Regions from separate parts of the Homo sapiens genome. Here all the other regions are linked to region 5. Evidence: chromatin loops called from intact Hi-C (ENCODE). Cell type or tissue: heart left ventricle. All regions are shown on one strand. Region 1 has its middle 13 kb from the start of FAM20A. Region 2 overlaps PRKAR1A (protein kinase cAMP-dependent type I regulatory subunit alpha). Region 3 has its middle 8.6 kb from the start of WIPI1. Region 4 overlaps LOC105371870 (a long non-coding RNA gene). Region 5 has its middle 130 kb from the start of LINC01482. Region 6 holds the start of FAM20A (FAM20A golgi associated secretory pathway pseudokinase). Region 7 overlaps AMZ2 (archaelysin family metallopeptidase 2).

Region 1 (4,000 bases), 150 kb before region 5:
TGAAAATTAACATAGGTCTTCACTCAGTAATTTTTGAGGGAATGGAAAAGGAGAATTACATTATGGAGGTATACAATTGTTAGTATTCCTTTCTAAACATCCACAATACATGTCTCTCTCCACAAAGTTCAGGCTTTGTAATCTCCTTTTCCTTTTTACCCTCTCACCCCAATTCCCATAAACTCCTCCCCACCTATGCCTGTTCTCTTCTCTTTATTTCATCCCACTTCAGTCCTTTCATACATAGGGCAATAGTCTCCATTCTTAATGGCTTCTGTCTCCCTCTCCATTCCCAATGCAGTTCAGCCTGATGGAGGTCTATTAGCTGGCTGCGTAATTAAAGGACTCTTCTGTCTTGGAAGGAGAATTTCAAATATTTATATTTTTATGATATTTTAGTTCTGACAAATGAAGAATCATAAAATTATAAGTTACAGTGGGGACAGATACAATGACATCATCTTAACTCTCTTCGTGCTGCTTTTGTTTTTTAAATTTGGAAGCAAGGATGAAAGGTGTAAAAGATGATTAATCATTTTGGAAATAGATGCATGACTACAGCCTAAGTCTGTGGTGAACCAATCATGCTCTCTTCCTTTCTCTGCGTTAGACTAAGTCCTACATTTCACAACCTTCCACAGTGTTCACTTGATAACTAGGAAAAGGCAAATGGACCCCATGGCTTCTACACTCTCCCTCTGTTCTTTCACAGATGTATGCTGGCCATATTTTATGAACTGGAAATCTGGACTTAGGGTCAAACTCATGAAACAGGGTATTAAAAATCATAAGTCATCTATCCCAGAAGAGTCAGGAACTATAGTTGCCATAACTAGGCACATATGCTAAGCCCTCACTTCCCTTTGATGTTCTAGATGCAGCCTTAGAGGGAGAAGTCAGTGGACACAACTGGAGCCCATGGTATCAGGTCTGGACAAACCAGTTTCAAAGCTGAGTGCTCAGTTTTGCAAAGGAAGGCAGTAACTCTGACTAGCAGCAGTAGAATCTAGGCAGACAGAGGACTCAGTAGCACCATATCTTCATGATGTATTTATTTTTAATTCTACAAATAATATATGAATATTCTCTCTTTTTAAAATATTTGGACAATAGACAAAATTTTATAGTAATAAGTGAAAGTCTCCCTTCCTTCTTCCTCTTCCCTATCTGATTTTCTTCCCCACAGGTAACCATTGTTGGTTTGATATGACTCCTTCCAATGCTACATATACTCAGGTAGCTTTGCCTCTACCTTAATAGTAATCAGATAAATGCAAATTAAAACAATTGACAATAGATCATTTGTTTCTTATCACATTTTCATTGCAAAAAAAAAAAAAAACAACAACAAAATATCCAGAATTGACTAGGACTTGGGGAAGGAATTGTAAATTGAAGAAACTGTTCTGGAGGTTAATTTGGTAATGTAAATGCCTACAGACTTTATATCAGTCAGGATCCAGTTAGGAGATGAAAAGCATACCAATTATTTGAAAAGGAAAAATTTAATAAAAAGAATTATTAACTAGTAAAAGTGATAAGACACCTACCTGTAAAAGGGATCTAGAAGTAGCAGCTGCAAAAATTAAAAAAAGAAGCTGCTACATCTAAGCTGAGGAAAAGTGGATCTAAGGACTAGGAGGGTTCCCCTACCCTTAAGCCAAGGCTGAAGTTTAGACCTCGTTATAGAGAGCATGTTTACCACTGGAAAAAAACAGCCACTGTTGGTGAAGAAACTTTCTGGATAGCAGGCCATGTTGATCTGTCAAAGAGCCCATGGGAGGGGCTACCGATGCCTGAGGCCATGGTCAGAGCTACTGTGGAAACAACCACAGAGTGGTGGTGGTGGGGAGTGCGACTTGATAGTGTGGTTGGAGCTAGTTGGTGAAGGCTGCAGGGCTCCCATGCTGAAGTAAAATTGAGGACTGGGACCCAGAGAAGTGTCTTCCTGCCACTACTGCCTTGCAGAGTTCCTCCAGCGCCCTCTATTGACAAAGCCTATTATTGTGACAACTGGTAAAGGAGGAATGTCTAGAGGGTCCAGCTCCAGTTTCATAAAGCCCAACAGAGAAAGGTAGGTTTGGAACTGAGAGGCAACAAATTCGTAACTGGTACAGACTTTGACTTCTGAATTCCATTTATAAAAATTTGAGGAAATCATTAAAGTTGTATGTAAATATTTAGATAAAAAATGGTTATTACAGTATAGAAAAAAATGGAAATAAGTGTAATGTTTGAAAATTGAAAACTGAGCAAAATAATGGTTTATCTATAAGATTAAGCTGTATTTATTTATTTTCATAAAAAGATGTTTATATCACTAGATGGAAAAGGTGTGTTAATAACAATCATATCATTACCCATTAAAAACATACTTATATATATATTTCTATGTATGCATAGATTAAAACTTTGAGAAGTTTGGTGTCTTTCTTTTTTTTTTTTTTTTTTGAGATGGAGTCTCACTCTGTTGTTCAGGCTGGAGTGCAATGGTGTGATCTCGGTTCACTGCAAGCTCCGCCTCCCAGGTTCATGCCATTCTCCTGCCTCAGACTCCCGAGTAGCTGGGACTACAGGCGCCTGCCACCATGCTTAGCTTTTTTTTTTTTTTTTTTTTTAGTAGCAATGGGTTTTCACCATGTTAGCCAGGATGGTCACAATCTCCTGACCTTGTGATTCACATGCCTCAGCCTTCCAAAGTGCTGGGATTACAGGTGTGAGCCACCACGCCCAGCCTGTTTGGTGTGTTATACACCAGCTCCTTGGTATAATATCTGAGTTACAATCGTTCAATAAATATTTACTGAATAAATATATTAGCTTCCTCAGGCTACTGTAACAAATTGCTATAAAGTTGCCACAAGCAACAGACACGTGCTCTTCCGTAATTCTGGATGCCAGGAGTCTGAAATCAGAACACTTGCCATTACATATAGGGCCTACAAGATAATCCAGACTTGTCTCATTTTGAGATCCTTAACATAATTACATTTGTCTTTGCAAAGACCCTTTTCCCAAATAAGGTTACATTTACAAGTTTTGGGTGGATGTATCTTTTGGAAGGTGAGGTGAGGGATGAGTACCACTCAACCCATTGCATGCATAAATAAATATATAGCAACATTTTACATTGGTTTCTTTGGGTGGTGGGATTTATGAATAATCTGAATTTTCTTTTTCCTTTTTTTTACTTACTAGTATTTTATGATTTTTATGCAAAGATCTTTACACTACTTTAGAAATAAAAGGAAAGTAAAAATGTACTTGGCATATGAAAACTGAGAGACTACATTCAAAAATGCTGATTTGATCATCTTGAAGTTATGATTGAACCCATGGTTCACAAACTCCAAGTAGTTGTGTGCACTACAGAGAAGGAAACAGTAAGAGAAAATAAAGAGCCTCAGGAGGAGGGCAAAGTCATCACACAGAAACCTAAGTTAATTTATGTTCTATGGGTAAGCTACAGACCTCCCAGCCGAAAGCTGACACACGGAAGCTGATAACCAGAAATCCACGCTTAGCCTTCTGGGCATCTCTGAATTGAGCAAACTTGTGGTCTGCATAACACTTGCCATTTAGGACAGCAGTTTGGAATCTTCCTGCACTCCGGACCTCCTCTTCCCCTTCCTTTTTGTGTTACGATTCATTGATGAATTCTTAGAAGGTGCTGCTCCATTAAAATAGGAAGGTCTGTGACGTCAAAAGATCTGAGGATAAAAGGCATTTTAAAAGGCTGTCATCTTTCTTTTATTTAGAGAGGCAATCTTTTCAAAAGGAAAGACAGAAAAACATTGGAATTAGGGCATACTCATCTTTTTATTTCTCTTAAAGCAGTAGATATTTTATTTCCAGTCTCTTCTGGGGACTAGCTTTTTTTAAAATTTATTTATTTATTTATTTATTTATTCCAAAACCTGAAGTTTAAACCTCTATCTTAAAACATGGCCGAATATCAAGTGTTGGAGTCAAGATTCTAATGTCATCCGAGAAAAAACAC
Region 2 (4,000 bases), 230 kb before region 5:
GATATTCAAGGCTTTAAAAGTCATTATTCCTGGGCTTGGTAAGTGAATTTATGAGATTTACTGCTCTAGAAAGTATAGATGGCCAAAGGACCGTTTTGTATTGCTTCCTGATTACCAGTCTGATTATACCATGTGTGCTAATATACTTTTTTTGTTATAGATTGTCTTAATGGTAGGTCAAGTAATAAAAAGAGATGAAATAATTTAAATTCTTAAATGAATCAGTTTTTCTTCCCTTTCTCCTTTCCGTCTTTCCTCTCTCTGTCCTTCCCCGAAAGTCTACTCGGGTGGGCAAAAATGAAAAGGGGGAAAGTGAATTATGGGATCGGTGTTTTGAAAGAGCAATGTTTATTTTCAGTGCTTTTCAGTTTGTCAAAGAGTGGATCTCAAAATCTTGCTTAAAGGGTAATTGAGATGTAGCAGATTTATTTACTTAGTCATGGAAAGAAAAAAATTCAGTCAAAAGCTAAAGATTTCCTTTTGATTGAAGACAGATTGGTTCTGTGGCCTTGGAACTTTCCCAGACTTAATGGGGAAACATCATTTCTAGATTAGCATACTCTTTGGTTTAAATTTAATATATACATTTAATGTTACTTAGGGATACTTTTATATTTTGCATATATAAAGCCTCATATATAAAGCCTTATTTCTGATGCTCTTAGATTTCTGAGGAGTGAGATGATTAAGTTGTATTCATTAGTGTATTGGTATTTCTTCACATCCAGTGAAATTGGAGATATGTTGTATGTTAGAAGAGCATTCTTTAAATTGTGTTGCTTTGAACATGTGTACCTTTTCTAGATTCAGTAATCCCTTCCCCCCGTCCTCTGGAGTATGAAACCTTTAGAGTCACAATAAAATGTAACTAAAGAAAATTTCTCTGGGTTGACAGTCCTGGTTATAGTTGAATTCTCTCTAAACAGTGGCCCAAGTAGACTCTTTTTTTTGTTTCTTTTATTTTTTAATGATTTAAATATTGACATTTAAAAATTGAAGTAGCATGTCAGTTTTCTTCATACTACTTTATCTCTAACCACAAATAATAGCTGAACCTTTTGTACTTATGTTAGGCCCTGGCAGTGTATGTTTAGATGGGCTAAGACAACATCAAGAAGCAATGGCTAGATAACCATTTAATTTGTCCCCAAAGGTACGTTTTTATCTGTCTATTTGTCTATTTATCGATCTGTCTATCTAAGATGGTCTCACTCTGTCACCCAGGCTAGAGTGAAGTGGCATGATCACTGCAGCCTCTCTGCTTCCCAGATTCAAGTGATTCTTGTACCTCAGCCTCTGGAATAGCTGGGACTACAGATGTGTGCCATCACACCCAGCTAGTTTTTTGTATTTTTAGTAGAGGTGGGGTTTTGCCATGTAGCCTAGGCTGGTCTCGAACTCCTAAGCTCAGTTTGCCCACCTTAGCCTCCCAAAGTGCTAGCATTACAGGTGTGAGCCAGCGTGCCCGTCTCCCAAAGGTATTATTATAATAGCTATCAGTAAACGCTGTAGCTATGTGAATTTCTTAAATCTCTTCCTTCCTATGCTATGTGATTTTTACATAGAAAGCAGCATTGTTATGTACATGTACCGCTAACATTTGTTTCTTGACATAAGTTCAGAGCTGTGACTTCATCTGGACTACACCTAAAACCAAAACCACTGAGTAAGATTTTTTCATTTTGTGAAAGTTCTGCCAATTTTGCTTAAGTAGCTGTGTGATTTTAAAGGTTGCCACTAGATGGTGGGCTTTTTTTAATCTTCGTTAATCTCAAATGAGTTAACTGTTGATCCTTATCATTCATGGATTCTGTATTTGTAATTTACCTACTTGCTAAACTTTATTTGTAACCCCAAAATCAATAGTCACAGGGCTTTTGCAGACATGAGCTGGGAAGTGAAAAGTTTGAGCCTCCCAACACACATGTTCCCAACTGAGGTGGAACAAAGGGATGCTCATCTTTCATACTGTGAATAAGTGTCCTTTTCTTGGGTCTTTTTAGTGCCTTTTTTTTTTTTTTTTTTGCATTTTTGTATTTTTTTTGTTGTTGGTGATTTCACTATTAAAAGCCCCTAAGTGTAGTGATGAAGTGCTGACTAGTGTTCCTAAGTGAAAGAAGGCTGTGTTGTGCCATATGTAGAAAATATGTATATTGGATGTTTCTTTTAGGTCTGGGTTACAGTGCTGTTTGCCATGAGTACAATGTTAATGAATCAGTATATATTAAATAAAGTGTCTTAAACATGCGTTAACATAAAACACGCACACAGCAAGATTATGTATTGATCGGTCAATAAAAATGTAACTAGAGACTCCCAGCAACCTAACCCTGTATTTCCCCTAGGAGCAATGTTCAGTATTTGCCAATGCAGTGTTTGTGGTGACTTTATGGAACATAAAACTAACTCGTAAGAGAATGACTAATTTTTTTGTAATATTCAAACTCATATTGTCTTCCTGGCTTTTGAGAAGGCTAAAACGAATTCTTCCAAATGCCTCTTTCCATCAGTACAGTTCCCGTTCATTTTTTAGTTTGCTGTCAGTAGTAACTTGAAAAGTTCTCAGAGTCAAGAGACTTTTTATTTCATGGGAGGTAAACAGTTCAAAATGAACATGCTGGAAGAACTCGAGTAAGAATGAAACGGTTGGTTTTCTGATATTTTTGAGAAATGAGTCTTAATTTTGTTACTAATCAAAAAGTAATGGAAGGTTGAAAGATAAGTGAATAATAAGGTAGGTGTACCACATATCATGGTGAAATTCAAGCCTATTGCTTTCTGTTTGTAGAGTGCAGCAAAATGTGTATATAGGCCATTGGAAAACCAGTCCTTCGTTATAGGAGGTGGCGGGTTTTGAGGTAGAGCTGTAGCCTGCTTTCCTGAGAGTCTTATTTGGAAGTCCCAAACCATTTTGTGCTATTCTTTGAATGTTTTTACCCAGATATTTTCCCATTTCTGTGTGTGATCTCCTGGTTCTTCATCCACAGGGAAGAAACATCTTGAAGCAGGAGAGACAGTGAATGAAGTGGGGAGCCCTATGCTGCAGTAGGGCCACAACAGTTAAGGAAATCTTTGGGATTAAGGTTTCTCTGTTAAAGAGTTGATTTAAAAAAAAATTTTTTTTTTTTTGTATTTTTTTGTAGAGACAGGGTTTTGTCATGTTACCCAGGCTGGTCTCGAGCTCCTGAGACCAAGCGATCTGCCTGTTTAGGCCCAAAGTGCTGGGATTACAGGTGTGAGCCCATGCCCAGCTGATTTTTTTTTTAAGCAAACAAATTTGACTTCATAAATTGGGTGGGATACTGTTGGGTTTTGTGTTACAGTGAAAAGAAGACTTTGGAATAGGTCTAAACCACTAAATTGTGTGATTTTGCTTACTCTCTCTGAGATTTAAAGTTCTTCCATGCACATTGGAGGATGGGGGTTGTATCTGTGTTTGAGAGGATTGGAAACCTGTGTGTTGCTTCTGTAGCGTTGGTGAGTGCCTCACCTGGTCAGATCTCAGTGAATGGTAGTGATTTTAGAGAGACACAAAGTCCAGGGGCAGCATACCAGTCATGTGGGGGTACCACGGGGTCAGAAGTGTTATTTGTCCAGTCGAGGCTATCTTTGCTCACACTGCAGAAAGCTTGGAGACATTTCTGGTTCTTGACCTTGTACTCTCTTTAGTGACAGCTCCATTCTATTCTCATGCTTACAGTATTTGAACTCTGGCCTTTACTGGAAAAGTTGATTTGATGAAATGAGGCATTTTTACTTTTGTTGACTGACTAGTCACTCCATGGAATGAAGACCTTACTGTCCTTTGTGTTTTCGGTCATTAATTATGGAATAAGAAACAAAGCCTCCTATTAAAAGGAGTTTCAGATATCAACAAGTCAGGGAGAAGGTAGAGGAGACAAGGAATCCCTACTACACTTTCTTCTAAGGGAGGCTTCAATAAAAAACCTGACTTAGTCTTTTTTGAGCCAGCCGTCACAGGGAGGGGCATCTAGAGGGC
Region 3 (4,000 bases), 290 kb before region 5:
AATGTTCCCAACAGTCATAAACAAGGCCAGCACAAGGCCAGGTGAAAACTGTGTTTAACCCAAGGCCACACTGTAGCTGCAAAATTACTGACATTGGCATATCTAATCCTTTCTTATCAAAGCCTCTCCCAGACCCACTCGATTTCTCCACTTGCTGAACAAAAATTTCTGAGATATCCGATGATGAAACCACCTGCTTCACAACACATCCATTCCTGACCTGATTCCTGTTTCTTCTACCTTTCCCTTCCTAGCATAACTTAACACAAACCTGGCAAAAAGCCCTTTCCCACAGCCTCTTACTGAGATGCCTCATGGTTCACTTGATGTGCACACCCTCTTGCTGCAGGAAGTTAATAAAACTGACATTGCCGAGGCGGATGGATCGTGAGGTCAGGAGTTCGAGACCAGCCTGGCCAACACGGTGAAACCCCGTCTCTACTAAAAATACAAAAATTAGCTGGGTGTGGTGGCACGTGCCTGTAGTCCCAGTTACTTGGGAGGCTGAGGCAGGAGAATCGCTTGAACCCGGGAGGTGGAGGTTGCAGTGAGCCGAGATCGTGCCGCCGCACACTGTACTCCTGCCTGGGCGACAAAGCGAGACTCTGTCTCAAAAAAAAAAACAAAAAAAACAAAAAAAACACCTAACATTGAAAAGGTTTATTCCTCTTATACTTTACCTGTAGGTGTTATCAGAGCCCAGCGTTTCATAGAACGAGGTGTAAGAACAGCTGGACAAAATGATCACTTCCTATTATGAAATTCTGAGTCTAAAGACATTGCATCCCCCCAAAACTGTCTTGTATACCAATCAAAAACAGCATTTTAAGAATGAAAAGGGTGAGGAAGTGTGGGTTTTTTTTTTTTTTAGACGGAGTCTTGCTCTGTTGCCCAGGCTGGAGTGCAGTGGCGTGATCTCCGCTCACTGCAAGCTCCACCTCCCAGGTTCACACCATTCTCCTGCCTCAGCTTCCTGAGTAGCTGGGACTACAGGCGCCCGCCACCACGCCCGGCTAATTTTTTTTTTTTTGTATTTTCAGTAGATACGGGGTTTCACTGTGTTAGCCAGGATGGTCTCCATCACCTGACCTCGTGATCTGCCCGCCTCGGCCTTCCAAAGTACTGGGATTACAGGCGTGAGCCACCGCGCCCGGCCCCGGCCGGGTTATTTTTATAAGTTACTCCTTGTCTATCTGGTCCCTTCTGCTGCTAACATTTTTGGCTGAACATTTGTACTATGGGATCTCTTGGCTTGATGAGGGTTTAATACGCTTCCCTTCTGCTGGGAGCCTCCTTGGACTTTCTTGGGCAATGCACAGATGTCTGGAGACAGACCAGATTGTTTCTGGGCAAAACAAAGCACATTGTCTCAGCTTTCTATTATTATTATTATTTTTTAGATGGAGTCTCACTCTGTTGCCCAGGCTGGAGAGCAGTGGTGTGACCTCAGCTCACTGCAACCTCCGCCTCCGGGGTTCAAGCAATTCTCTTGCCTCAACCTCTGGAGTAGTTGGGATTACAGACGTGCGGTGCGCGACCACGCCCAGCAATTTTTTTTTTTTTTTTTTTTTTTTGTAGAGACGGGGTTTCACCATGTTGGCCAGGCTGGTCTCGAACTCCTGACCTCAGGTGATCCACCCGCCTGGGCCTCTCAAAGTGCTGGGATTACAGGCATGAGCCATCGCGCCCGGCCTGTCTCAGCTTTCTTGAGCTGTGATGAGTGTATAGGCAATGGTGATTCACAAAAGCAGACTTGCATCTTAGAAAGCTCCCTACAGCAGCAGTAGAGGATGTCGGAGAGGGGCGAGTGATGGGGGCAGAGACCAGGTGAGAGGCTGGTATGTCAATTCAAGTCAGACACTGGAACTTAGGTGCTTGCTGTGGGTGGAGGTAGAATGTATAGGACTCAGTGGCCTATTACATGAGGGAACTGGGAGAGGCAGGTCAGCATGGAGATTGGTTGTCAGTGTAACTTGGGTTTCCCCTGACCTTACTGACTTCTGCGTGCAAATGGGCCTGTCGTGCAAATGGGCCTGTGTTATCACTTACCCAAATTTCACCGGCTTCTTCCTCTACCTTTTATAGAACATACAGCTCCCTCCAAAGCCTTTCCTATTAATTACTGGGAGTCCCCGGAAATGCCTCGCACGTGCGGGGACCTGCCCTTTTAGGCTTTGCCCATAGGGATTTTTGTTTCTGCTGATGAAGGCCCTTGTGATTGATGCCTAATTGCTGCCACCTGCTGGAGTCCACTGTAACAACACTGAAGTGTTTCTTCCCACCAGTACACACCCTTTCTGCTTGTATTGAAATGTTATTTATGTTTTCTCTCTCTTTTTTTTTTTTTTTTTTTTGAGACAGAGTCTCACTCTGTCACCCAGGCTGGAGTGCAGTGGTGCGATCTCGGCTCCCTGCAATTTCTGCCTCCCAGGTTCAAGCGATTCTAGTGCCTCGGCCTCCCGAGTAGCTGGGACTACAGACACCTGCCACCACACCTGGCTCATTTCTATATTTTTAGTAGAGACAGGGTTTTGCCATGTTGACCAGGCTTCTCTCTATCTCCTGGCCTCAAGTGATCCACCCCCCTTGGCCTCCCAAAGTGCTGAGATTACAATCGTGAGTCACCGTGCCCAACCATGTTTTCTCCTATCTTATGTTAATGTGGAGAATTATATTGAGTAATTTTTTATTGAAGTGAAATTTACATACAGTTAACCATTTTTAAGTGAACAACGCGGTGACATCTAGTGCGTTCACAAGGTTGTGCATCCACCTCCGTTATCTGGTTCCAAAACATTTCCATCACTCCGAAAGAAAACCCTGTACCCCTTAAACAGCTACTACCCATCCCTCCTCCCCAAGCCCTTGGCAATGACCAGTCAGCTTTCTGTTTCTATGGATTTATCTATTCTGGATATCTCATATAAATGGAATCACACAATACGTGGCCCTTTGTGTCTGGCTTTCACTTAGCAGAATGTTTTCAAGGTTCATCCACGTTGTAGCATGTGTCGGTATTTCATTTCTTTTTATGGCTGAATAGTATTCCTTTGAATACGCATATCACAATTTTATACATTTATCAGCTGAGGGACATTTGGGTTGTTCCCATCTTTTGGCTATTGTGAATATCATGAACATGTGCATACATGTACTTATTTGGTACGTGTTTTCAATTCTCTTGAGAACACTCTGAACTCCTAGGAGTGGAATTGCTGGGTCACCTGGTAATTCTATGTTTAACTTTTTGAGGAACTGCAAAACTGTTTTTCATAGCAGCTGAACCATTTTACATTCCTATAGCAGCATACAGGGACTCCAGTTTCTCCATATCCTTGCCAACACTTGTTATTTTCTGTTTTTTTGTTTTTGTTTTCCGAATTACTATAGCCATCCTTGTGGGTGTCATGAACACTAAAGTTTTATGAGATGCCTGCAAACTGCAAACCCTTGGGACATCTAACCAGTGCTCGATGCCCCAGCATTCTCACTGAGTCAAAGCCCTACTGTACTCTCAAGATCCCTGTGCTCATTCTGGGTCACACTCTTGACACCTGGACAATAAGTTTCAACACAGAGCTCTCTCTTTATGAAGCTCAAATGGGAGTTCAAGAACTCGATATCTGAAGCAGATCCCAGGCTTTCCTTCCTGGCCTGTTCTTTCCAATCTTATCTTTCATTCTCCTAGCTAAAATCTCTTGATATACCACCAGCTCTTTAGGTACACTGGGATATGATTGCTTCCAAACTTAGCTGCTTAGCTTCGGCCGGGGATCTCTATTATGCAGGGGTTGTTGTTGTTGTTGTTTGTTTGTTTTTGTTTGTTCATTTGTTTTGGAGACACGATCTTGCTCTGTCACCCAGGCTGGAGTGCAGTGGTGCCATCATGGCTCACTGCAGCATTGACTTCCCAGGCTCAACTGACCCTCCCACCTCAGCCTCCACAAGTAGCTGGGACCACAGGCACATACTACCATGCCCAACTAATTTATAGATATAC
Region 4 (4,000 bases), 590 kb before region 5:
GTGGGGGGAATCTCACTCTATTGCCCAGGCTGGAGTGCGGTAGCACGATCACGGCTCACTGAAGCCTCAAATCCCTAGCCTTAAGTGATCTACCTATCTCAGCCTCCTGAGTAGCTGGGACTACCGACCTGCACCACCAAGCCTGGCTAATTTTTTAAAATTTTTGTAGAGGTTGAGGAGGGAGGGGCTCTGTTGCCCAGGCTAGTCTCGAACTCCTGGACTCAAGTGATCCACCTGCCTCGGCACTGGGATTACAAGTGTGAGCCATCACACCCAGCTTCCCTGAGCCTTTATACAGAACTCGCCTTTGAGTTAGGTTCTGTTGTATATTCTAGTTAGGGCATTATATTGATTTTTTAAATTACTATCATTCTGAATTAATAACAAATTGTGGTACATTCATACAGTGGAATAGAACTCAGCAATAAAAAGTAATGAGGGGAGGTGGGGATGGTTAATGGGTACCAAAAAAAAAAAAAAAACCTGATTGAGTAAGTCCTAGTATTTGAGAGCACAATAGGGTGGCTATAATCAATAATAATTTAATTATATATTTAAAAATAACTAATGGCTGGGCATGCTGGCTTACGCCTGTAATGCCAGCACTTTGGGAGACAGAGGCAGGTGGATCACCTGATGTCAGGAATTCGAGACTAGTCTGACCAACATGGTGAAACCCTGTCTCTACTAAAAATACAAAATTAGCTGGGCCTAGTGGCACGTGCCTGTAATCTCAGCTATTTGGGAGGCCGAGGCAGAAGAAATGCTTGAACCCAGGAGGCAGAGGTTGCAGTGAGCCAAGATAGCACCACTGCACTCCAGCCTGGGCAACAAGAGTGAAACTCCATCTCAAAAATAAATAAATAAATGAAAATAAAAATAAGAGTATATAATTGGATTGTTTGTAACACAAAGGATAAATGCTTGAGGGTCTGGAAACCCCATTTTCCATGATGTGATTATTATGCACTGCATTCCTGTATCAAAACATCTCAGGTATCCCAGAAATACATACGCTTACAATGTACCCACAAAAACTATAATTAAAAATTTAAAAAGTAATGAACTGTTGGCACACAAAACAACATGGATAAATCTCAAAATAATTATGGTGAGTGAAAGAAGCCTGACAAAAAAAAGTACACACTGTATGATTCCATGTCTAGAAAGCACTAGAAAATATAAACTAACCTATGATGACAGAAAGCAGATCAGGGTCAGGCATGGTGGCTCACACCTGTAATCCCAGTGCTTTGGGAGGCGGATCACATGAGGTCAGGAATTCGAGACCAGCCTGGCCAAAGTGGTGAAACCCAGTCTCTACTAAAAATACAAAAATTAGCCAGGCATGGTGTCGGGCACCTGTAGTCCCAGCTATTTGGGAGGCTGAGGCAGGAGAATTGTTTGAACCTGGGAGGCAGAGTTTGCAGTGAGCCAAGATCGCGCCACTGCACTCCGGCCTGGGTGACAGAGCGAGACTCCGTCTCAAAAAAAAAAGGAAAAAAGAAAAAGAAAGCAGATCAGTAGTTGTTTGGGGGTGATGGGGAAGTAGAAAGGGCAGAAAGCAGGATCACCGGGGGTAATGAGGAAACTTTTTGAGAGGATGGATATCTTCACTATCTTGAATGTGATGATTTGAGCTGTATACCAAGGGTCAGATACCAAATTGTAATCTCGGTATATGCACAGTTTATTATATGTCAGTACCTCAGTAAATCTGCCTAAAATGTTTAAAAATTACTGTAATTATACAAAATACATTTTATGAAAAGGAAGTCATGAATGGAGCATGGTTGAGAACCCCAGCATCAGGTAGATTCAGAAGGAAGTCATGAGTGGAGCATGGTTGAGAACCCCAGCATCAGGTAGATTCAGAAGTGGGGAAAAGCATCTCCCACTTCCCCTTCTTCAGGCCAGCGTGCTGTGCAATTTATCCAGTGGCCACTAGAGGACAGCAGCGACTCATGTACAGGAAGTCGGCGTTTCAGGGTTTCAATACTAAGAATTCCCTGCTCTGTGCTCCCTATCCTGGGAGGTGGGCGTTAATACCCCCATAATACTCAGTTAGAGCTGAGACTTGGGACTCGGTTTCTGGCTCCTGATTCCATCTTGTTGGTCCCCCAACACCAGGAGCACAGGGAGGTCGCCCAGACTATAGCGCAGTTGGCACTATCTCAGCTCACTGCAACCTCTGCCTCCCAGGTTCGAGCAGTTCTCCTGTCTCAGCCTCCTGAGTAGCTGGGATTACAGGCGAGTGCCAACACGCCCGGCTAATTTTTCCATTTTTAGTAGCGATGGGGTTTCACCATGTTGGCCAGGCTAGTTTCAAACTCCTGACCTCAAGTGATCTGCCTGCCTCAGCCTCCCAAAGTGCTGGGATTACAGGCATGAGCCACCGTGCCTGGCTGACAACACTCTTACTAAATTAACTGCAGAGAGGTTTAAGAAACGCCTAAAGAATCTGGTGTGGTGGCTTACGCCTGTAATCCCAACACTTTGGGAGGCCAAGGTGGGCGGATCACTTGAGCCCAGGAGTTCAAGACCAGCCTGGGCAACATGGCAAGACCCCTTCTCTACAAAAAAAATTACAAAAATTAGCCGGGCATGGTGGTGCGTGCCTGTAGTCCCAGCTACTCAGGAGCTTGAGGGAGGAGGATCCCTTGAGCCTGGGAGTTCAAGGCTGCCGTGAGCTATGATGGCACCACAGCCTGGGTGTGAGAGTGACACCCAGTCTCAAAAAAAATAATTGTGGACACACATTGAACCCTCCCAGTGGGTGAGGCATGATGCCAAACACTGTATGAAGGGAATCATCTCATCTTCACAGCATTGTTACTAAATAAGCTGCAGAAAGGTTAAGAAACACCCAAAGTCATAGAGCTGGTAGGAGGCAGTGCAAGGATTTGCATCCAGATTTGACACTAACACGTGGGCCTCGCTACTGCTCTGTAGTACCCACTTAAACGGAAGTGTCCTTCTCGATTATTTAGTTCATGTGTTACACTCGTTGGTGTTGGTAGCAGATGGTTGGTATTGTAGTTCAGCTTTCTGGAGAAAGCTTGTCAGGCTTCAAGAGAATGTTTAGCATCTGTGATGGTCCATGAGGGAGGTTCCCCTCTCCACCCCTTCACCACTTTACATGGAGCATTTACAGTGTGTGAGTTTCCATGCTAAGGATGATACTTTCATGATGACAGTGTCTGAAGGGCAGGTGGGCAGAGGCCAGCAACATGGAACTGAGGGGTCAGTGATGCAGGAATCCAGTGACATTGTTTATTTGCACTCACTTAAAAGGGTTTGTCAAACACAGCCCAACTCAACTGGAGTCCTGAGAAGGTGACCAGACCAGGATGGAGGCCCAGGGAACTCACCAGAAGTCCCCATGCATCAGAACAAGGTCGAAGCATCCTGGTGAGTAGATAACACGTGCCCATGCTTTGTGGGAGGAAGTCCTCCAGCAGTTTCTCTCCTTCCCCTTGGCTTTGACTCAGCCTACCTGGGATTATGCAGTTGGTTCTCCACTCCAGATGCCTCAGGGAGGTGACCCTTCCTGTTCTGGGTTCTGCAGAAACCAACAGCTCTGGGCTTGTGCCCATCAAGCACTCTTCTGCCCATTTTATACTCTTGTGGACGCATGGTGGTGTTGATACAAGCCCCGAATTAAAGGATCCATGGCTGCCCGTGACAAGACAAAGCAAAAGCAGGCCAGAGTTAAACAGGCCCCTTGGGTCCCTTCCTTCATTTCATAAATGGGAAAATCAAGGTCTGGGCAGGGAAAGGGACTCAGCCAAGGCCACATACACAGCACACTGATGGCCGAGCCGGGGTTAGGACTCCCAGCATACCCTGTAGACTTCTCTAATAATAGATAGGCTGCTTGGTTTTTCTTTATTAAGGGTTGGTTACACATTATCTCTCTCTGTCTTTCTTAAAACAATTATTCTTTAATATCTTTATATATTCAGTAAGTGTTCAAATTTCCAACTATTTTATGTCAAAA
Region 5 (4,000 bases):
AGTCATTATCCTCAGCAAACTAATGTAGGAACAGAAAACCAAACACCACATGTTCTCACTCATAAGTGGGAGCTGAACAATGAGAACAGATGGACACAGGGAGCAGAACAACACACACTGGGGCCTGTCAGGGAGTGGGATGTGGGGAGGGAGAGCATTAGGAAAAATAGCTCATGCATGCTGGGCTTAATACCCAGATGATGTGTTGACAGGTGCAGCAAACCACCATGGCACTTGTTTACCTATGTAACAAACCTGCACATCCTGCACATATACCCTAGAATTTAAAATGAAAATTAAAAAAAAGTAAAAAATGTAGTGGATTTTTAGGAATATCCCAGTAATCAAGTCACCTTTCAAGAATTAAGGGAATGAAAATGGCTGGAGGACATTTCCAAAGGATTAGGAGTGGGAGTCACCTGTTGATGCCAAGGCTGGAACAGCTGGAGGGGCCTCAAGGGGACCTTGGGAGATGCCTGTGTGCTTAGGAAGGGAAGGGCCTATCCAAAGTCCAAGAGAGTGCTATTTAACCCACGTAAGCTGATCTCTGCTCCTTAATTTCAGGATTAGAAAACTGCTATGGGATTTGGCTTTTGTCAACCATTGGGATGCTTTGGGAAGCCACAGAAATCCAACTATCTCTAAGACTAATTCTGTGAACTCTGAAATTCCTCTGCATAGTAAGGTGGACTATTGGAGGGGAGGGGTGGTCACTGTCTACACACCTAACTTTATGTTATAAAAAAATTCTAATTTTATTCAGCATTTCCAAAAGGGTGCTACAGGGAATGTTACTGATGTTAAATTAAAGAGTACAGTGCAAAAAAAATGATCTCTGTTCAAGTAAATTAAGAAATTATGTGATTAAATAGAATTACATTTTTTATTTTGGATAGGATTTCTCAGGGCTTTCCACCTGCTATTCTGAATTATGTATCTTTAAGAGGGAGACTGTGTGTATATTGTAAAAGTCAGATTCTAATGTAAAAGATTCTAATTTCGGGTCATGGCAGTAACACTGCACCATTGGCACATGGTTTAAAACTGCAGGAACACAGACATTGATCTGTGTGCTTATGTAAATGTGTACACTCTAAAAAATAAACAAGCAAATACTATATGTATACGGTGAAGGTCAGCAGTGGCGGGGAAAAGGGAAGACTTTCGTGGGAGAGATTTAGGGAGGTTAGCACCTTTAACTGAAGGTAAGAGTCCTTCATTCTAATTCTGAATCACTGCGTTACGTTCAGCATATCTGGTCCTGTTTCCCCACATGCAAAGCAGAAATTTAAAAAGTAAAGACATCTCAAACTTATCTTGCAAAACAATACAGGGATTAAACAAGCCTGTACCATTAAACTGTTTTGCACTCTGTGGTCAAGGACATGGCCTAATGGCAGGTTATGGTCCTGGCCACCAGCAGGATTAACCAAGGGGTTTGCAGAGCAGGCACAGGCAGTGTCTGTCTCTCCAGGACCGCGGGTAGGGCAGCTGACATCCTGGGGTCAGGGTGAGTCATGCCCTGTGTGCATGAACATGCAGGCATGCGTGCAGCACCCTCGGGCTCCAGGGGCTTAAATTTCCAAAAGACAACCCTGAAAACTTGAAAAGTAAGAAAATCTAGAACAATGAGTAGGTGGCCTAGCTTTTGTGGCAGGCAGAAACAAGACAAAATGGCGAGTTAACCATATTCCTATTATGTGGGGGATTTTGTAGGACTGTCCGAGTGACTATTTGCTTAGAGTAGGTTAAATCCTACCAAAGAAATGGGGCTCCCAAGAAAGCATTCATTCCCAAAGTGAATTTTCCTGTTGATAGTGTTGGATATGTTTGCAGTATTCACGGTCCAAATTTTATGCTTTCTCTTTCCCATTGCTGAGTCACTGGGCTGTCTTGAAATCTGAGGGGAAAAGTCTGTGAGGCGTGGCCGGCAACTAGGAAGCCTGGCTCTTTCTAGTAGAGCATGAACGCCACCTTGAGTTGTGTGTGAGCACTGCCGAGCCCTACTTGACATGATCAGCAGTTCCGAGGGATGGAGCAAATGGGACTGGTTCCCTTTTGCAACAAAAAGCAGCACTATCAGGCCTGGGTTGTGTCTTGACACCCGGAATTATTTTTTAGCAAAATGTAATAAATCAATCAGAGTTCCCCAGAGAAACAGAACCAAGAGCATATGCGTGCATAAGATGGAGAAATTTATTTTAAGGAATTGGCTGGTGCAAATGTAGGGGCTGGAAAGTTGGAAATTTGTAGGACAAGCCGCAGGCTGCAAACTCAGGCAGGAGTTGATGTTGCCATCTTGAGGCAAAATTTCTTCCCTGGGAAGTCTCAGTTTTTTTCTCTTTAGGCCTCCAATTGATTGAATGAGGTCGACAAATTTTATCTAGGATAGTCTCCTTTACTTTAAGTCAGCTGATTTTGGATGTTAATCATATCTGCAAAATACGTTCACCGCAACATCTAGACCAGTGTTTGGTTAAATAACTGGTACTAGCCCAAGTCGACACATAAACCATCACTCTTGGCCGGGCGTGGTGGCTCAGGCCTGTAATCCCAGCACTTTGGGAGGCCGAGGCAGGCGGATCACGAGGTCAGGAGATTGAGACCACCTGGTAACACGGTGAAACCCCCGTCTCTACTAAAAATGCAAAAAATTAGCTGGGTGTGGTGGCGGGCTCCTGTAGTCCCAGCTACTCGGGAGGCTGAGGCAGGAGAATGGCGTGAACCCGGGAGGCGGAGCTTGCAGTGAGCCGAGATTGTGCCACGGCACTCCAGCCTGGGCGACAGAGCGAGACTCCGTCTCAAAAACAAACAAACAAACAAACAAACAAACAAACAAAACCTAACCATAACTGATAGCAACATTAGCATAGGTGAAAAATATATTTTTGAACATTAACAGATATAAATAATTTTTCATTTGATTCATTAATATGGATTCAACAACACTTCAGGTTGGACCAGGTGCATTACCATTTCTAGTTATATTCCTTGTAACATTGGGTTAGATTCTGATGTGTTGCTACCAGCCTACCATATGCATTGTATGACTTCCCCCAGTACCATCATAACGAAGACATGTAGAATACGTTTCATAGTAAATAGGGTGTTTTCCCAGGGTTGCTGTTGTTGCTATTGCAGGATATTCGCCTGCAAGTGTTTGCAATTCTCTAATCAGAACTCTTTGCCATGCAAGGTAAGGCAAAGTTTAAAAGGCTGGTCAGAGCTCCTTCCCAGGAGTGACACCCTTTGTCCTTTGACATTGGTATTTTTCTGTCCAGTACTTCTGGCAGAAGTTAGAAGCAGGAATGGGTAGTCCGGATAGCTCTCCTATTTGAATCTGTTTTTTAAAAAAAAGACTCCACAAGACTCCACACTATTTTGATATTTTGATGAATTTTCTGGGGTTTCACCTCGTGTAATTTTTTTTTTTTTTTTTTGAGACACGATCTTGCTCTGTTGTTCAGGCTGGAGTGCAATGGCATGATTACAGCTCACTGTAACCTCAAACACCTGGGTAGCTCCTGGGTTCAAGGGATCCTCCTACCATGGTTTCCTAAAGCACTGGGATTACAGGCATGAGCCACGAGGCCCACAGGCCCAGTCCTTCATGTGACTTTTGAAGGAGGCATCTGTGGTCTTCAAACACCAAGAATCTCTCCTTTATAGACACTCAGAAAGCACGGAAGAGGAGGATAAGAAATGGCCAAGTCTCTTGGTGTTTGCTCTTGCTGGAAAGAAAAAGGGGGAAATTGGATTTCTCTGGGATTCTCTGTTCAAATGGCAAAGGAGGAAAAAATCCCAGAGAGTCTGCTAAGGAAGGAAGTAGAAGCTACGTCATCTCTATAGACAGCAGAGAGGACATATTTATTGGTGTGTATCTCTAGTTTCTGCAACTCATCCAGCCAGATATTTCAATATTTCCCTAACTCCAACTGTTCACTGTCCATTTCCATTGCTATTGAATGTGCTAGGTATATTTTCCTAATATAAACACAAA
Region 6 (4,000 bases), 160 kb before region 5:
CTCGACCCTGCACATAATGGCAGGCCCCCTGTCTTCATCAGCACTGCTACATCCTCATATTTGGCAGGGAGCACTCTCATTTAAGGTAATGAGTGACTCCCTTTCACAATAGAACTCTGAGTGTGGCTCAAATTCACCCTGGCTAATGAATCTTCTGTATGGTTTTTTTTTTTTTTTTTTCTGAGGCAAGGTTTCACTGTCACCTAAGCTGGAGTGCAGTGGCACAGTCATGGCTCACTGCAGCCTCAACCTTCTGGGCTCAAGCAATCCTTCTGTCTCAGTCCCTCAAGTGACTAGGACTACAGGTATGTGTCACCACTGGCTATTTTTTTTGTTTGTTTTTTGAGACGACATCTTACTATGTTGCCCAAGCTCATCTTGAACTCCTGGGCTCAAGTGATCCTCCCTCTGCCTCTGCCTCCCAAAATGTTGCGATTACAGGTGTGAGCCACCCTGCCCGGCCTTGTGTTTCATTTTTAACCCTGATATAAGTAACAACACATCTGCTTATTAATATGTTCATGTTAACATTTACTATCCAGTTTGGGTGGAAGGAGAGTGTTCTCTGCCTCTGAGGTCCAGTTTTAACATTTATAAGTGCAGCGGGTCCTCCTGTTGTGGCCCACAAACCTTACTTGGGAAAATGTCACATTTGAGCAACCACACAAAACTACTCTGTGATCTCTGAATATAGTAAGGTCACCAGCCCCCACTTGATCTTCTGTTAAATGACCAAGATCATTTCTGGTCAGAAAGTATGTGTGTTTTTGCGAGTTTTTTTTGTCTTTGTTGACACATAATGGTGTAGAAATCAAGCTTAAAACTGATTGTAGAACAGTTTGGTGAGAAAGATTTTTGCTTTTCTGCCATAATATTCCCCTGGACTTTGCTTCGGGTCCAAAGTAACACCGGGAAGTTTAAGACCACAGAAATGTGACTAAATGAATGCTGATCACATTTACAAAAGCAAGTGACTTTGTCCAAAGTCTCTCATTCTCAGATCCATAGTAGACATATAGATACTTTTTCTAAGGGCAAAATTTCCTGGTTCACTAAGCCAGACTTCCATGTTATTGACGAAATAAAGATAATATTGAAAATGACAGTGTCTGAGAAGCAATCTCAAACTGCCTTTTATTACTGCACACAGTTAACGTGGAATTGAGAATCACTTTCTTTCTAACATAAAATGTGAGCCGTAGAGTTACTACTGAAATTCACCACAGTGATTCAGCCAACAACTCAACTTATTCCTTTGCAAAAATTTCTGAAGGTTTTTTTTTCTCCCTTCAATCTCAGCATTACAAAATAATGAGCAAACAGTTAAATTGGCCCAGCTCTGAGTTTCAAGAGAGATTTATGGTCTGCTCATCCTCTGGAGGGACCATAAAACCACCGATGACATCTTACTTTGAAATCTCTTGTATTAAGTAAAGAGATGGGTGTGGTGCGATAGTGAACTCTGCATGTGAGTGGTATTTAGACAAGTTCTGTACTTCAAAACAGAGTCCTTAACTCATACGAAGGCTTCCTGCCACTAGCAAGGGATCTCAGTAATGAGCGTGCTGCCTTCCCTAACACCCCCATCCTTTTCCAGAAAGATTCTTAATTTTATCCTAAATATATTTGATATTTTTTCCTCTGTATTTTGCTTTGGGTTTAAAAAATTCCCTGAAAGATTTTTTTCTCGTCTGTGGAAGCATCAAGCCGCAGATCCAAGTCAGTCCAAATCACCAGGATCATACAAGACGATAAAAGTGCCTTCAAGTTCTAATACTTGCTGGATGGGCCCAAGCCGCGTTTTAAATGTGAACAATGGGGTGGCTGCGGCAGAGAACTGACCATTTACTTCCTGCCTCAGATGACCCCCTTGTGATCTCTGAAACTGGGCAGAGGAATAAGGAAAGGGAAAGAACTGGGTTTTGGGGAGAAACATGCTTTCTGGAAGGCGCCCAGGTTTACCCAAAGAGCACAGTTAAGTGCTGAATTTCAACTAGCTCTGGAGTCACCCTGTTTGGGGCCTCATTCTGGAAACCCGAAGTCCAGCGGCAGCTTTCCTCCACATCAGGACAGAGAGTGGGGTTTGGGAGCGGACGAGGGAGCGGGAGTGGACGAGGGAGCAGGAGTGGGGCTCAACGACGACCCAGGCGCTCAAGGGGAAGGGGCTGAGAGCGTTTCTTCGCTGTGCGGCTGCAATAGAAACTTTTTCCTCGTACTATCTGACTCCGGGACTGGACTGTGAGGTCTGCAACAGCTGGTGGGGTTCGGGTGGGGAACACACTCTAAGCCCAGCGCCAGGGCTGGAGCCGTGGGTGGAGCCGCTGCAGCCCTGGGCCGGGGGCGTCAGGAAACTCGAGACTGGGGCGCGGGGAGGCCCCGGCCAGAGCGCCCGCTCTCCCGCGTCCCGGGCGGGGTCCTCACCTGTTCCAGCGGGCCACCTTCCTCCGGTAATACCGCAGCGCCTCCTGGCTGGCCAGGAGCGAGTCCTCGGCTCCCAGGAGAGGCGGCTCCTCCGGGACGTTGTACAGCGGGTGGGCGAAGAGGGCCTGCAACTTGGAGCTCGACCCGCTGTGGCTGCCGCCAGCCGGTTCAGTCCGGGGCTCGGTTCGGGAAAAGTTGTGCACGATCGTGCCGGGGTCCGAGGCAGCTGCGGCCGAGTCCCGCGCCAGGGAGGAGGCGCGGCCGGTGCACGGGCACCCCCGCGGGCGCTCCCGAGGCCGCAGCTGGCGCTGTACTTGGGGCCAGAGGTGGAAGTAGAGGTCGGCGGAGAGCAGCGCGCCCAGCAGCAGCAGAGTCAGTAGGCGGTCCCGGCGCAGCCCCGGCATGGCGTGCTGGCCAAGGGGGACGCCGGGGGCAGGCCGGCTGTCTCCGGGGTCCCGGGAGGGGTCGCGGGGTGCGGGCAGAAGAGGTGCCTGGAGTCCCGCGGGTGGGCCGGGGTCAGTGAGACCGGAATGCTCCCCGCGCGGGCTAGTCCCCTGTGGAGGGGTGTCGCTCCTCAACTTGGGGACCAGGTGCACGGAGCACCGGGGCTCTCGGAGTCAGCGGGCGTCGCTTCTCCGCGCCGAGTGAGCCGAGGGAATGGGGTTCCCGGGGTGCCCGCTTCTTGCGCCTTTTCTCCCGTGCGCCCGCCCGCCCGGACGCTCGCGGCAGGTGAAGGGCCCCGGGGCGCCGGCGCCGGCTGCCACCGCGGGCGGACGGGCGACGGGGCGGGGGGCGACCGCGGAGGGCGGACGGAGGCCGCCGGCTGCAAAGCCCGGGGCGTCTCTCCTGAGGATGCTGTCGCTCGGCGGCGGCTGCTAGTGCTCCCGCGACTCCTCCTGCGGGCGGCGGAGACGCCAGTGCCGGCGGCTGGCACGGGCGGCGCGAGTGGGGAGTTGGCGAAGCAGGAGCGGCTCCGGGGAGCTTGTCTGTGCGCCTGGACTCCTAGAGGCAGAGGTAGCGCGGGGCCTCCCCGAGCCTGGCCTGGCGCCGGCACCCCCACCCACTCTCCGCTGGCACCTGCCTCTGGCGCAGCTGACGGCCAACTCCCGATCCGAAGCCGGCGCTGCCCTTGCACCTTGTCACCCACCCACTGCCTGCGCCCTCCCCCTCGCTCGGGCCTCCCACTTTCCCTGCCCAGGTCTCAATCCAGTCACTTTAAGGGACTCACGCGAGGGGTCCGAAGCCTCTTTTTACCATTTCTATTATTTTTAGGGAAAAAAAAACCACCACAAGCCCCCTAAAACCCTTTTTTTCCTGTAAGCTTTGCCAAATGAGTGTGTGGGGGGGGGTGGGGGGAGGCGGGGGTGGCAGTGTTGGTATCTGTTCTTTCTTTGTGTTCCCTTCCACCTCCGCCCCCCTGCAGAGCGCAGGGCACATCAAGATTCATAACAACTACCTACCACATGCCTGGCACATAGTAGGTGCTCAGGAAACACGCTCTTGGTGAAGGAAAGAGCTTGACCTTTAAAAGTAAGGTATCAGTTTTACCTAGAATCTTGCTGATTTCCTGTTTGGAAGG
Region 7 (4,000 bases), 500 kb before region 5:
AACCCGTGGAAGCCTTTAAGGAATGGAAAGAGTGGATAATAAAATGCCTGGCTGTTCTCCAAAAATGAGGACCTTCAAATAGGAGTGATTGAAATAAATAACTACTTGCATGTTATGCTTTCATTTGGGTGGAATACTTCATTGGAATAAACTACTGATCTTGTGCTGTGTCAAAGTAACAGACTAGAACCTTCTTTCAAGTACCTGAATTGAAATGAAACTCATTTTGAATAATAAAAACTCTAGAAACTCTTTATCTTCTCATCTTACTGGCCTGGTCTGTGGCAGCAAGCACATTATTTCCATTCCCCAAATATGTTTAGGTCTCCCAAGAAAGCTGGGACTGGCGGTAACGAGCAAGTAAATAACTTGAAAAAGAACCGTTCAATGCCCCAAGGAACCAACCAACATAATTTCCAGGGGGTGATTTTGTTTTTAGAAGAGCCGCTCCCCTCTTTTAGGCCCAGCCAAGTCACATTTTTGGACGTCCGTGGGCTCTGATCACCACAGCCCTCCTTTTCCGAGAGCCTACCTTACTGTCTCAAGTGCATTACCTTGTTTTTTTCTCTTGCTGGTTGTCACCTTATCCCTGAAAGAATGAACAGCTTGTATCAGTTTTTAGCAGCTTAAAATATGACCTATCAGGAATATTTGCAAGTGAAAATAACAATGGTCCTTACACTACCACAACATTTGGTGGTGGGAGTTCCGCTGCAGGTCTCAGCTATAACATAGTCATTTATGAGGGATCTTACAAATAGTGTGTAATGGTATTTATATTTGTGAGTGTTGCACTTTTTCTATAGATTTAGAGCGGCTTTCAGGTTTATTTCAGTAATAATGTCCTCCTCACATTACATTGTGAAGTGTTTACCTGAGTCAGGGAGAGAGTTTAATGGGGTTATCTGTCGGGGTGCCATGAATGCTGATGATGGTCTGCAGGGTGTGAACATCAGCCCCATTGCTACGGGGGTGGACAGGTGGAAAAGCTCAGACTTGACAAACCACCTCTGCTAGATAGATGTATCTTGGAAATCCAGAAATTACAGTGAATATTTTATGGAATATCAGTGAGCAGACAGCATTTCCCACTTTCCTATCTTACCTTGAGGGTAAGACTTAAAGGTATATATGTATTTGTAATTTGAAACCTGGATTCTTCATTGTTTGATGTATGCAGTATGATGTAACAAAGTATAGAAATGATCCCTGAAAGTATAGTCTTTGATGTATGGAGTATGATGTAAGGCACATTTCATATCTGAGTCAGTGGTTTCCCTTGGAGTCATTCTACTTGATTGAACCCATTTAAGTCATTTTAGAAAATGGTGGTTTGCTATTAAAATTAATTGGAGAGAATACTTGGTCATTCTATTAGGAAAAAGAGACTGATGGAGCATGGTGTTTTATGGATTCTGTTACAGGGCTTATTCCTCCTTGAATAATGTATTTAAAAAATTATTGTCCATTCGATTACATTTTTTTTTATTTTCCTACAAGGCAAGCACGGTTTTAGTCCTGTAGGTCAGCCTTTGTCACAAACTCTTTTGAACTAAGATTTGCCTAGTTGAATAAATAAGGTCCATTTGTGTCTACACTGCACTATGAGACTAGGAGAAAAATCATCTAAGAAGTCATTCACTCTTGCTAAAAATTGAACTAAACATAAATTTTATATGATTCATTTGTTCAGCAATCATAAGTGCTGTGTATAACTATATATTTTTGGATAATTTCTTAGGGTTCAGCTTAAAAATATAATTTGCTTACTGCAACTAAATTTTATGTACTATGGTTAAATCTTTGTGGTTTTAAAAGATAATTTTCACTAAATAAATCCACGCAGATTTTGCTCTGCAAATGCTGGCTGAACAAAGTATTGAGCTAATAAAGAGAATTAATAATTTTCTACTATCTAAATACTCTTAAAAATCAGTGAATTTGGAATGTTTTTCATTTATGTCATAGATCCTGATCCTGGGCACCTGTGGAGTTAGTATCTCTCCGGTCAAGAGATTTTTCAGGCCTCAGACTTCTAATGGTGAGGGTTAAGTAGAAGAATTTGTCGAGGATTACCCGTCGGTTCTTGTCCAGCTTGCTTTTTGAAGCACACATTCCCCTGATATGAATAATTTACATTTCAAGCCCTACGAGGGACAGAGGGCCGCGTTGCTCCCTCTTGGGAGCAGCAGTGCTAAAATCGAAGCAGGCAGCTGCGGGACCGCTATAGCCGGCCCTGCGCTCGGGCCCTTCCCGGGCAGGAAACGCGTCGCTGTCCCCGGCTGCGCCCAGGCCGGCGGGCCCAGCAGCTGCGAACCGCCGGCGCACCACCTGTTTCCGCGCCCGGGGACTTCCCCGGCGGGGCTCAGAAGTGTGGGATCGGTCGCTTGGCTTCCCCTGGCGTCAGCGACCCAGGGTAACCTCCTCCACTGCTGCGTGCCGTGCAGGCCTGCCTGTGTGAGAGCCACGTGTGCCGCGCTCTGGGCACAGCCTTGGAAAGTCAGGACCGCGACGGCAGCAGAGCAGTGAGTGGAATTAATTCTCAAGTAGAGCATTTAAAAAGTGCTTCATTGAAGAGTTTGAATCTCAGTCACTTTGTAGATTCTGATATCTAGAGTGGCACCGTCCAACAAAAATATAATACAAGCCACATATGTAAGCTTGATGTTTCTAGTAGTCGTATTAGCAAATGCATAAAGAAGCAGGTGGAGTTAATTTTAATAGTATATTCTGTTTAATCCAATGCATCCAAAATATTATTTCAATCAATATCAATGCTGAATGTTTTATGTCCTTTTTTTGTACCATCTTCAAATTCCCGTGTGTTTGTTACACTTGCAGTACATCTTACTTCCAACTGGCCACATTTTCAAGTGCTCAACAGCCCCATGTGGCTTGTGTCTATTGTATTGGACAGTGCAGCTCTAGACCAGTACCCAACTCTAGTGTACCTGGAAAAATGTACCCGTGGTATTGAGTTACTAGGAGAGGAAGGCTTATTTCAGGAAAAGGTCATGTAAATCTTCTGTCAGTACAGCCGGTGTTGACATTCAAGCTGAAAGGGTGTATGTAGACACCGTTTAATGTCTACATTAAAGGCCTCTGGCTTCGGTGTTAACTTGTTTCTTTAAAAGCTTGATACTGTTCTCTGTTGCAGCTTGTTTTTTACCCTCCCGTCTTCATTTTCAAGGGCCTGGTATTGTCTTCAAATGCATTTCCATTTTTGGAAAGCAGAGTCGTAAAGCATTAATAATGTGGAGATTATTTAGTCCATTTCATGCATGAGGACACAAGCCTGCAGCAGCCGAGTAAACTTGCTTGTTGTTTAACCAATGGCAAAAATGGGATCAGATCCCAAGTCTCCCTAATGTTGAGTTATTCGTTGTTTTCACTGTGCTGCATGACCTCATTGAAGTAAAATATCACCAACCAGAACCTAACCATTTTTCCCCCGGGTTGTTTACAAGGGATTATACACGATTAAACTGTCAATTTCTTTTCTGTTCAAGTAGAGTCATCTGGGGTTGCTCAAAGTTGGAGAAATCAGTCTATATACTTCTGCCTTAGTACCAAAAAAAGAGAGGTGCAATATTTATTTATTTTTGAAATAGGGTCTTGCTCTGTTGCCCAGGCTGGAGTGCAGTGGCATGATCACGGCTCACTGGAGCCTCCACCTCCCGTGGTCAAGTGGTCCTCCCACCTCAGCCTCCCAAGTAGCTGGTATTACAGGTGTGCACCACCATGCCCCGTGTATTTTTTTTATTTTTATTTTTTAGAGATGGGGTTTTTTCCACATTGTCCAGGCTGGTCTGGATTCCTGAGCTCAAGCAATCTGCCTGCCTTGGCCTCCCAAAGTGCTGGGATTACTGATGTGAGCCACCATGGCCGGCCAAGAGTTGCAATATTTAGTAAAGCTCTTCCGACTAGTTGAGGCATTAAAAGAAAGCATTATGGAAAAAAAAAGTCTACTGGAAAATAGTTGAAACAAAATCTATTGAGG

Evidence for each region. A loop is a pair of places that touch in the nucleus more often than their neighbours do. Peaks named below come from ENCODE experiments on the same cell type or tissue, not always from the same donor. Only the 100,000 strongest peaks of a DNase experiment are listed, where the experiment ranks them.
Region 1: a loop joins it to region 5, with 5 times the contacts of the local background. A loop is called at or near these places in 25 of 110 quality-filtered maps.
Region 2: a loop joins it to region 5, with 3 times the contacts of the local background. A loop is called at or near these places in 74 of 110 quality-filtered maps.
Region 3: it touches region 5 in a loop (6-fold over the local background); 49 of 110 quality-filtered maps call a loop at or near these places.
Region 4: it touches region 5 in a loop (7-fold over the local background); 35 of 110 quality-filtered maps call a loop at or near these places.
Region 6: a loop joins it to region 5, with 2.9 times the contacts of the local background. A loop is called at or near these places in 22 of 110 quality-filtered maps.
Region 7: a loop joins it to region 5, with 4 times the contacts of the local background. A loop is called at or near these places in 24 of 110 quality-filtered maps.

The regions. Positions count from the first base shown.
Region 1 is chr17:68,612,158-68,616,157 of GRCh38, forward strand. No RefSeq gene overlaps it. Among named protein-coding and RNA genes, the nearest start is that of FAM20A, 13 kb to the left of the region's middle. In heart left ventricle, a CTCF peak has its summit at 1,994 (motif pointing left); no DNase peak of the experiment used is centred here.
Region 2 is chr17:68,532,554-68,536,553 of GRCh38, forward strand. It overlaps PRKAR1A (protein kinase cAMP-dependent type I regulatory subunit alpha), which reads left to right. Exons shown (of 11, transcript NM_002734.5): 11 at 1-878. It overlaps FAM20A (FAM20A golgi associated secretory pathway pseudokinase), which reads right to left. Exons shown (of 11, transcript NM_017565.4): 11 at 2,563-4,000. Among named protein-coding and RNA genes, the nearest start is that of PRKAR1A, 22 kb to the left of the region's middle. In heart left ventricle, a CTCF peak has its summit at 1,731 (motif pointing right); no DNase peak of the experiment used is centred here; H3K27ac peaks cover 257 bases.
Region 3 is chr17:68,464,076-68,468,075 of GRCh38, forward strand. It overlaps a transcript of PRKAR1A not described here. Among named protein-coding and RNA genes, the nearest start is that of WIPI1, 8.6 kb to the left of the region's middle. RefSeq lists a silencer at 2,213-2,262. In heart left ventricle, a CTCF peak has its summit at 2,252 (motif pointing left); a DNase peak (open chromatin) is centred at 2,176; H3K27ac peaks cover 2,328 bases.
Region 4 is chr17:68,170,649-68,174,648 of GRCh38, forward strand. The region is part of intron 1 of LOC105371870 (a long non-coding RNA gene); the gene reads left to right. Among named protein-coding and RNA genes, the nearest start is that of LINC00674, 71 kb to the left of the region's middle. In heart left ventricle, CTCF peaks have their summits at 1,938 (motif pointing right) and 2,154; a DNase peak (open chromatin) is centred at 1,943.
Region 5 is chr17:68,758,082-68,762,081 of GRCh38, forward strand. No RefSeq gene overlaps it. Among named protein-coding and RNA genes, the nearest start is that of LINC01482, 130 kb to the left of the region's middle. In heart left ventricle, CTCF peaks have their summits at 1,982 and 2,182; DNase peaks (open chromatin) are centred at 1,510 and 1,960; H3K4me3 peaks cover 521 bases; H3K27ac peaks cover 726 bases.
Region 6 is chr17:68,597,842-68,601,841 of GRCh38, forward strand. FAM20A (FAM20A golgi associated secretory pathway pseudokinase) reads right to left here and starts at 3,526. Exons shown (of 11, transcript NM_017565.4): 1 at 2,422-3,526. The coding sequence starts at 2,825. In heart left ventricle, CTCF peaks have their summits at 2,487 and 2,689; DNase peaks (open chromatin) are centred at 2,119, 2,780 and 3,370; H3K4me3 peaks cover 3,350 bases; H3K27ac peaks cover 2,740 bases.
Region 7 is chr17:68,256,902-68,260,901 of GRCh38, forward strand. AMZ2 (archaelysin family metallopeptidase 2) reads left to right here. Exons shown (of 7, transcript NM_016627.5): 7 at 1-254. The coding sequence ends at 68. It also overlaps a transcript of ARSG not described here. Among named protein-coding and RNA genes, the nearest start is that of AMZ2, 11 kb to the left of the region's middle. In heart left ventricle, no CTCF peak of the experiment used is centred here; a DNase peak (open chromatin) is centred at 2,340; H3K4me3 peaks cover 962 bases; H3K27ac peaks cover 1,300 bases.